Regions from separate parts of the Homo sapiens genome. Here region 2 is linked to region 1. A link is an interaction called in ENCODE POLR2A ChIA-PET data of the cell type or tissue named here. Cell type or tissue: GM12878. All regions are shown on one strand. Region 1 overlaps MPRIP (myosin phosphatase Rho interacting protein). Region 2 overlaps NT5M (5',3'-nucleotidase, mitochondrial).

Evidence for each region. Peaks named below come from ENCODE experiments on the same cell type or tissue, not always from the same donor. Only the 100,000 strongest peaks of a DNase experiment are listed, where the experiment ranks them.
Region 2: POLR2A ChIA-PET joins it to region 1 with 5 read pairs; 3 of 35 experiments call an interaction of 5 or more read pairs at or near these places.

The regions. Positions count from the first base shown.
Region 1 is chr17:17,184,240-17,188,239 of GRCh38, forward strand. MPRIP (myosin phosphatase Rho interacting protein) reads left to right here. Exons shown (of 24, transcript NM_001364716.4): 24 at 584-4,000. The coding sequence ends at 655. Among named protein-coding and RNA genes, the nearest start is that of PLD6, 20 kb to the right of the region's middle. RefSeq lists enhancers at 562-1,062, 1,850-2,049, 2,080-2,149. In GM12878, no CTCF peak of the experiment used is centred here; a DNase peak (open chromatin) is centred at 2,035.
Region 2 is chr17:17,329,421-17,333,420 of GRCh38, forward strand. All of the region lies in intron 3 of NT5M (5',3'-nucleotidase, mitochondrial), which reads left to right. Among named protein-coding and RNA genes, the nearest start is that of NT5M, 28 kb to the left of the region's middle. In GM12878, no CTCF peak of the experiment used is centred here; no DNase peak of the experiment used is centred here.

The DNA.
Region 1 (4,000 bases):
TAGATACGTTGGCGTGTTCCCACATCCCCATAACACTCACAGGCCTCTGATGAGGGAATGCCAGAAATGGGTCTGAGGGCAGCAGGTGCTGCGGAGGCACTGTAGGAGCGAGGCCCTGTCCCGGGACACCCATCCTGCTGGGGATTCCCTGGAGCATCTGGTCCTCCTCAGCTGAGGCTGTCAGGTGAAGAATCTCTGGAGCTGGATGTGGACAAATCCATTCACAAGACAAGACACGGGGATGGGCAGTCTCCTTGCTCATTGCACTGTTTTCCCTGGCTGGATTCGTTTGATCACTGCTTCTCTAAAGAGCCCTAAGCTCAGAATTTAGCTGCTTAAACACATGGTCTTGTCTCTCTGATTTTTTTTTCCTTTTTCATCCAAGTAATTTTGTGAAGGGGAAAACATCCTCCAATAACAGCATTTCCCGGGGACTCTCCTCCTGGCATGCCCACTAACCGCACCTGCACCCGGCTCTCTGACTGATGCCGGCTCCACCAGCGGTCCGGTCTGGTCCGGTCCGGTCCAGTGCAGGGGGTCTAACGGTGTGTTTATTTTCTCCTCCTGCTCTGTCTCTACCCAGAGTCTGAAGGAAGGCCTGACGGTGCAAGAACGGTTGAAGCTCTTTGAATCCAGGGACTTGAAGAAAGACTAGGTGTGTCCCATCCAAGTTGAGCACGCGCCTTCCCCAGCTTGCAGCAGCACACCCCAAGCGCTGCTTTTCACCTGTACCTTTGTTTTATTATTATTATTATTATTGCTGTTGTTGTCATCGTTAACTGTGGGCATGGAATGCGTGAGGCTGGCTTCTGGGTTGTCCACACCACTCTCTGCTGTGTTGACTTCCTGTTGTCTTCATCAAAGCTTTTTTCCGTGGTATTCTAAAATTAGGCCAGCAGTGGGGGCTGGGAGGGCATCTGTGTTAGTCCTTTCCTGGCTGTGACCCGCCACACTCACTGTCAGTATTAAGGCCCAGCAGCCTGTTGATAAGCTACCCTGTCTCACCATGTGCTGGTGTGGAAACGGGGCCCAGCCAGCACGCCTCAAGGTAGATGGAATCCCCACTGGTCAGAGAAAAAGCTATGCGGACACTCCAGCTTGGCCTGGGTCACAGCACTGACTCCTCACCCGCTAGTCTGGCTGTTAAGAGGAGAAAGTGCACTGCCTTCCAGCCCAGGAGGAGGACAGCATTTTGTATTTGTTCCACTGATGCAGCTTAGAACCACACCCCTGAGAGTCGTGGCAAACCTTTCACAACCTGGAAAATGTTGAAAGCAACCATTCCTATTTTTGTTTGTTTTTTATTAAATCTTGCACAAAATCCCCGGCCCCTCTCCTTCCTTCCTTCCTTCCTTCCTCCGCTCGTTCCTTTCTTGGTCTCCAGTAACCCTGGTCTTTTCATAACTGCTCGAGATTGTTGACCTGCAGCCCAGGTTTCAGACTCTGATTGCAAAAAACAAATGAATTCCCCCCAGGAATCATTCAAAATGGGGGAAGGTTTGGGGGTTTGGGTTTTTTTTTTACCTTTTGGAAAAGAAACCGTCACATTGCTTTGGAAAAGGTTGAGAGGAGACCCCTGTTAAGTCAAGAAGAAAGTACAGAGGATGTCAGAATCTGATGAGAACAGCACATTAGTGTTTATTGAGACTCCGATCTTAACTCTCATTTAATTAATCTGAGCTCTGAAAACCTATCTTGCAGCATTTATCTTTAAAAGAGCCTGGTTAAAGTAAACCTATACTAACAATTTTGCTTTTTCTAACAGTTTGAGGAAGACCTTTTTAACCACCACAAAACATTCTATGGCAATTCTTGAAAATCTCTTAAATTGGAGTCTATTATGGCCCCATGAAAACCATTAATCCCATTAAGATAGGGAGTATAAACCCCTGGCTGGTGGAACAGGTTCTGCTACTTTAGGAGCAAGGTGGGGTGTGAGTAGATGGTTTTCATGCCAAGAACATGCTTTCACTTTGTATTCATGCTTGTGTTGGTGTGATGGTCTCTGTGGGTGGGTGGATGCTTTGGGCGTTGAAATCTAGAAATCCTGTTGCTCAGTTTCTAGATGAAGTCATGAGCAAGGCCATCAGTGGAGCTCTGGCCCCGCCCCCAATGTGCAGAAGGGCCGGGAGCAAGGCCTGGAGTTTTCATGTGTTTTCAGACCCAGGTTTAGGTGCTCTCTTCTCACTGAAATAACTAAGTGCTCTCCACTGGCATCGAGCCCTTTCCACAAGTTTTTAAGGCTCTTAACCCACACTTTCACTCCTCTGCTACTAGTCTTCAGTGTTGTTAACAGCAAGAGAAAATTGGGTTTGTTTAAAAATCTACTTCTCTGAGGTGGCACAGTTGCGTAGCTGTAGTCCCAGCTACTCAGGAGGCTGAGGTAGTAGGATTGCTTGAGCCCGGGAGGTCGAGGCTGCAATCAGTCATGATCGTGTCACTGCACTCCAGCCTGGGTGACAAAGCAAGGCCCCATATCAGATATAGATATACTTATCAGACCCCCCCTGACCATTTAGATTGGCAGTGCTTTGAGAAATGCACTATGACCTTTCTGTGTCAATGGGAATATACAGAAGGAACATTCGGGACCCCGCTGTCCCCCACAGCCTCATTGTTGTCTCCAGGACACTGCTGGGTCACACGAATGCTCCAGGACAGACAGGGACCTGGAGTGCATCAGGATCTGACCAGATAGGAGTTTTTGCCTCGTGTCTGGGTGCTACGATTTTGTGCCGTTCTCTGAGGTCCACCACCTGCCCTTCCTGGCATGGTTTCCTTCGTGACCATCCCTGCTGCCCCTGGGGGTGGACCCCACTGGCCCTTCTGCAGACAGCTCCCTGCCTTCTGCCCTCCAGGGGGTTCTGGCCAGAGTCCATGCTTGGAGACAGGATCATCTGCCTTCAGCCCTCACAGTGCTTTAAATTAAAGCAAGTTTGCCCATAGGACAAAAGAGCATTTGATTCCCTTTTTTCTGTCACATATCCCTTGAGGCTGGACTTCAGGAATCCTGGAAAATTAATATGAGTGCAGCATGTGAGGGGTCAGAGACAGGCCAGCAGGGCGTCTGCATTCCTCCCTGCCACAGGTCTCTCCCCAGAGGCTGGTTTAGTGTAGGGTATTGCCAGGAAACGGACTGAGGCTGCTTTGCTAAGAGCTCCTGAAAATGCCCTGGGCCTGTCCTGGCGTTTCTGAAGAGCCCTCATACAGGGACAGCCACCATCTGGGTCAAGGAAGTCTGGGTTCCCTGCTGGTGGGCTCCATCCTGCGATGGAGTGAACCAGGCGAGAAAGGATGACGATGTTCTTCATGTTGCACCTGGACATGCCCCAGGAACAGAGACTTGCCCAGGTGGCAACACTGGCACAGATGTTGACGGCTGCCCAACTGGTGCCACACTGAGCAGGGAGCCTTGTGCTGCACAGGGCTGGGCCCTCTCTCCAGTTTCCTTCCTGCAGGCATCCAAATACCCTGGAAGGGATTTAACCCCTGAATTCCAGAGGGAAGAAAGAAGAACAGTGAAGAAGTAGAACTGGTTTCTGTATGGGGAGAGGAAAGTCTTAGGGACAGCTGCAGGCGGGGTCTCAGGCTGCTCCTTGGCACCAGCTACACAGTAGTGAGCTTTCCCAGCTTTACCGATGAGGAAGAAGTTCAAATAGATAGACTTCAGCATTTTAATTATTTTCCTATAAATGTATTTATGTGTAGTATGCTAGCACCAGCCAGTAAGCTGTGCCACACATATGAATGGGAAAGCGAGGCAGTTGTGCTCGTGTGAGTTTCTGCAGGCTTGTGGGTAATTACCTTGTGTGCACGCCTGCACGTGCAGAATAGTCACTTTCTGCTGGTCAGTTTCTTTATCCACCCATGGTGCCCCAGCCCCAGGCAGGTGTGGAGACCAGCATTTCAGAGGACGCGCTGTCCACAGCCTCCCGGGTCTGAGTGGATCATTGGGCAGGGGTGGAGACAGTGCGCTGCCCTCTGAGCTGGAAGCCTGTGC
Region 2 (4,000 bases), 150 kb after region 1:
GGACTCCTTGACTTGAAACTTAAGCAGCATGACCTGTACCTTTTCACCCCCTAGAGAGATTTGAAAATCCGTGTCAGGTTCTTCATGCACAGGCATGGCATTTTACTCTGAGATTTTCCAGTTCAACAAGGGGAGTAATCACAAGCCAAATTAAGGGAGGGGCTTGGGTGCGAAGGGGAATGTGCTCTTCTGATTTGAAGTCTGGTTTCCAGATGACATGTCTGCCTGATTCGACGTTGATTTTTAGAATAAATGTCAAAAATTCCCACTTCAGGCCGGGTACAGTGGCTCATGCTTGTAATCCCACCACTTTGGGAGGCTGAGGCAGGAGGATCACTTGAACCCAGGAGTTTGAGACCTGCCTGGGCAACATGATGAGACCCCATCTGTACTAAAAAAAAATTAGCCAGGCGTGCTGATGTGTGCCTGTAGTTGCAGCATCTTGGGAAGCTGAGGTGGGAGGATTGCTTGAGCCTGGGAGGTCAAGGCTGCAGTGAGCTATGATCATGCCACTGCATTACAGCCTTAGTGACAGAGTAATTCCCTGTCTCAAAAAAACAAAAACAAACAAAACAAAACAAAACAAAAACCTACTCCTGGCTGGGCGTGGTGGCTCACGCCTGTAATCCCAGCACTTTGGGAGGCCGAGGTGGGCAGATCATGAGGTCAGGAGATTGAGACCATCTTGGCTAACACGGTGAAACCCCGTCTCTACTAAAAATACAAAAAATTAGCCGAGCGTTGTGGCGGGCGCCTGTAGTCCCAGCTACTTGGGAGGCTGAGGCAGGAGAATGGCGTGAACCCGTGAGACAGAGGTTGCAGTGAGCCGAGATGGTGCCACTGCACTCCAGCCTGAGTGACAGTCAGACTCCGTCTCAAAAAAAAAAAAACAAAAAAAAAACCCACTCCTTAATTGAGCCTCTTCCTCTAACCTGAAATAAAAACGTAAAAACGTAGACTTTTTTTTTTTTTTTGACAGAGTTTTGCTGTTGTTGCCCAGGCTGGAATGCAATGGCGTGATCTCAGCTCACTGCAACGTCTGCCTCCTGGGTTTAAGTGATTCCCCTGCCTCAACCTCCTGACTAGCTGGGATTACAGGCATCTGCCACCATGCCCGGCTAATTTTTGTATTTTTTGTAGAGACAAGGTTTCACCACATTGGCCAGGCTGGTCTCGAACTCCTGACCTCAGGTGATCCATCTGCCTCAGCCCCGCAAAGTGCTGGGATTACAGGTGTGAGCCACCGCGCCTGGCCAACATAGACCATTTTTTTTTTAACTTAAGATAATGAATTACATTTCTTTGCTTTCTTTCTTTCTTTCTTTTTTTTTTTTTTTTTTGAGACGGAGTCTCACTTTGTCACCCAGGCTGGAATGCAGTGGTGTGATCTCAGCTCACTGAAAGCTCAGCCTCCCGGGTTCACGCCATTCTCCTGCCTCAGCCTCCCGAGTAGCTGGGACTACAGGCACATGCTACCACACCTGTCTAATTTTTTGTATTTTAGTAGAGATGGGGTTTCATCGTGTTGCCCAGGCTAGTCTTGAACTCCTGAGCTCAGGCAATCGCCTGCCTCAGCCTCCCAAAGTGCTAGGATTACAGGCGTGAGCCACTGGACCCGGCCTTCTTTGCATATTTTACATTAAATTTCCAGTTGCTCCAGTACGTTTTCCAGTTACTCCCTGTAGGACTTAGGCTAAAAGACTTGGCACTTTCTCTTGGCATGTAAAGAAACCCTAGGTTCTTTTGGGGATGGCACGGCCACACTGCCAGCATTCAGGAGCTTCCCCTGGAGCTCCTGAACCCCAGTGTCACCCCTGCCATCTCAGTGGGGCTCATGGTGTCTTTCTTGGCGTGTTTCTGGCCCATACCGTGTTTATTTTAAAAATTGTTCATGCTAATTGGCATGGGGTTTCTTTTAGGGGTGATGGAAACATTCTGGAATTTAGATAGTGGTAGTGGTTGCATAACATTGTTGATACACTAAAGACCATTGAATTGTACACTTTAAATTGGTAAATTTTATGATATGTGAATTACATTTCCAAAAAATAAAATAAAATTGGCTGTTCAGATGGCTAATAATTCCAAAGCTAACTCACTCCTTCTAGTTAGATCTGGCCATTTCATCATTGTAATAGGGATTGTAGACAAAAGTGCATGATCCCTTTATTTATTTATGTAATTTTTTTTTTAAAGACAGAGTCTCGTTCTGTTGCCCAGGTGGATTCTAGTGGAACGATCATAGCTCACTGCAGCCTCTAACTCCCAGACCATCGTGCCTGGTCATAATACCTTTAAAGTGTCCTAGATCAAGCCATTCATTTTGAAAACCTCCAGTTTTATGGTATTCTTTTTCTTTTTCTTTTCTTTTTTTTTTTGAGATGGAGTCTCGCTGTGTCACCTAAGCTGGAGTGCAGTTGCGCGATCTCTGCTCACTGCAAGCTCCGCCTCCTGGGTTCACACCATTCTCCTGCCTTGGCCTCCCAAGTAGCTGGGACTACAGGCGCCCACCACCATGCCTGGCTAATTTTTTGTATTTTTAGTAGAGGCAGGGTTTCAGTGTGTTGGCCAGGATGGTCTTGATTTCCCGACCTCATGATCCACCCGCCTCGGCCTCCCAAAGTGCTAGGATTACAGGTGTGAGCCACCGCATCCGGCCTATGGTATTATTTTTCTAGCAGTGTCATTCACCCAACTCCACACCTGCATACCCCACCCTCCTTGATTTAAGACCTGTCTTGGGATCTGCTCATCTGAGTGGAGCAGGACTCTGTCCCTTCCAACATTTTGCCTGCTAGGGACTGTGTCTAGCTCATAGATCTCTTATTTCTGATGTGTCCATTTGGTCATGGGCCTGTGAGCCACGCGGAGCAGGAAGGGCAGGGAGGTGGGGTCGAGAGCTGCCAGCCATCTGCCCCTCTGATCTTTTCCAGCACTGTCCTCTGCCAGCATCCCCCTTTACTTCTGTGTCTTCTTGGTAATCACTGAACTCTTTGCTCTCGAGGTGGTTCATGGACTTCCTGCCTGCACTCCTAGGTCTTGGAGAGAGCGCCTCCCCTGGGAGTCCTGCCAGCAATTCTTTAGCTACATGTAGTTTTAGGTTCCATGGCAGGCATTTTTCCTGATTCTGGTTTAGAACGACAGCACCGCTTTATGCTTGGATACCTTTACATTCATCTGGGCTGAACTATTTTCTCCCCAGAGCTTTCAGGAACCAAAATGGTAATCAGGTGATGAGCAGCCCTTCTCCTTCCAAACAGCTGCTGATAAACCTAACAGACCCTTGTCAGGCAAATCTGAGCTAAAGGCACAATGCCCCCACCAGTGTGCACATTATTATAGCTGTTGAACCTACGTCAGTGCACCATGGTCACTCAGAGCCCATAGTTTACATCAGGGTTCACTCCCGGTATCCTGCGTTCTGTGGTATTGGTAATCGGGGAGGCTGTGCGTTGTGTGGGAGTGGAGGGTATATGGGAACTCTGTACCTCTGCTCAATTTTGCTGTAAACCTAAACCTGCTCTAAAAAATAAAGTCTCTTAAAAAAAATCCACAGTGAATGAGAGTCCCTCTTGCTCCCTATCCTTGTCAGCATTTGGTATTGTCAGGGCTCTGGATTTTGGCTGTTCTCATAGGCAGGGAGTGGTGTCTCATTGTTGTTTTGATTTGCATTTCCTTGATTAATGACATTGGACATGTTTTTAAGCAAGTAACCCTTTGTATATTTTCTGTAACGAAATGTTCAAGTCTTTTGCCTCGTTTCTCATTGAGTTGTTTGTGAGTTGTGAGAGTTCTTTAGATATGCTAGAAACAAGTTCTTTATCAGATAATGTGTTTTACAAATATTTTATCCCAGTCTGTGATTTGTATTTTAATTTTCTTTTTCTTTTTTTTCTTTTTTGAGAGACAGAGTTTTGCTGTCACTCCAGCTGAAGTACAGTGGCATGATCCCGCCTCACTGCAGCTGTGACCCCCTGGGCTGAAGTGATCCTCCCACCTT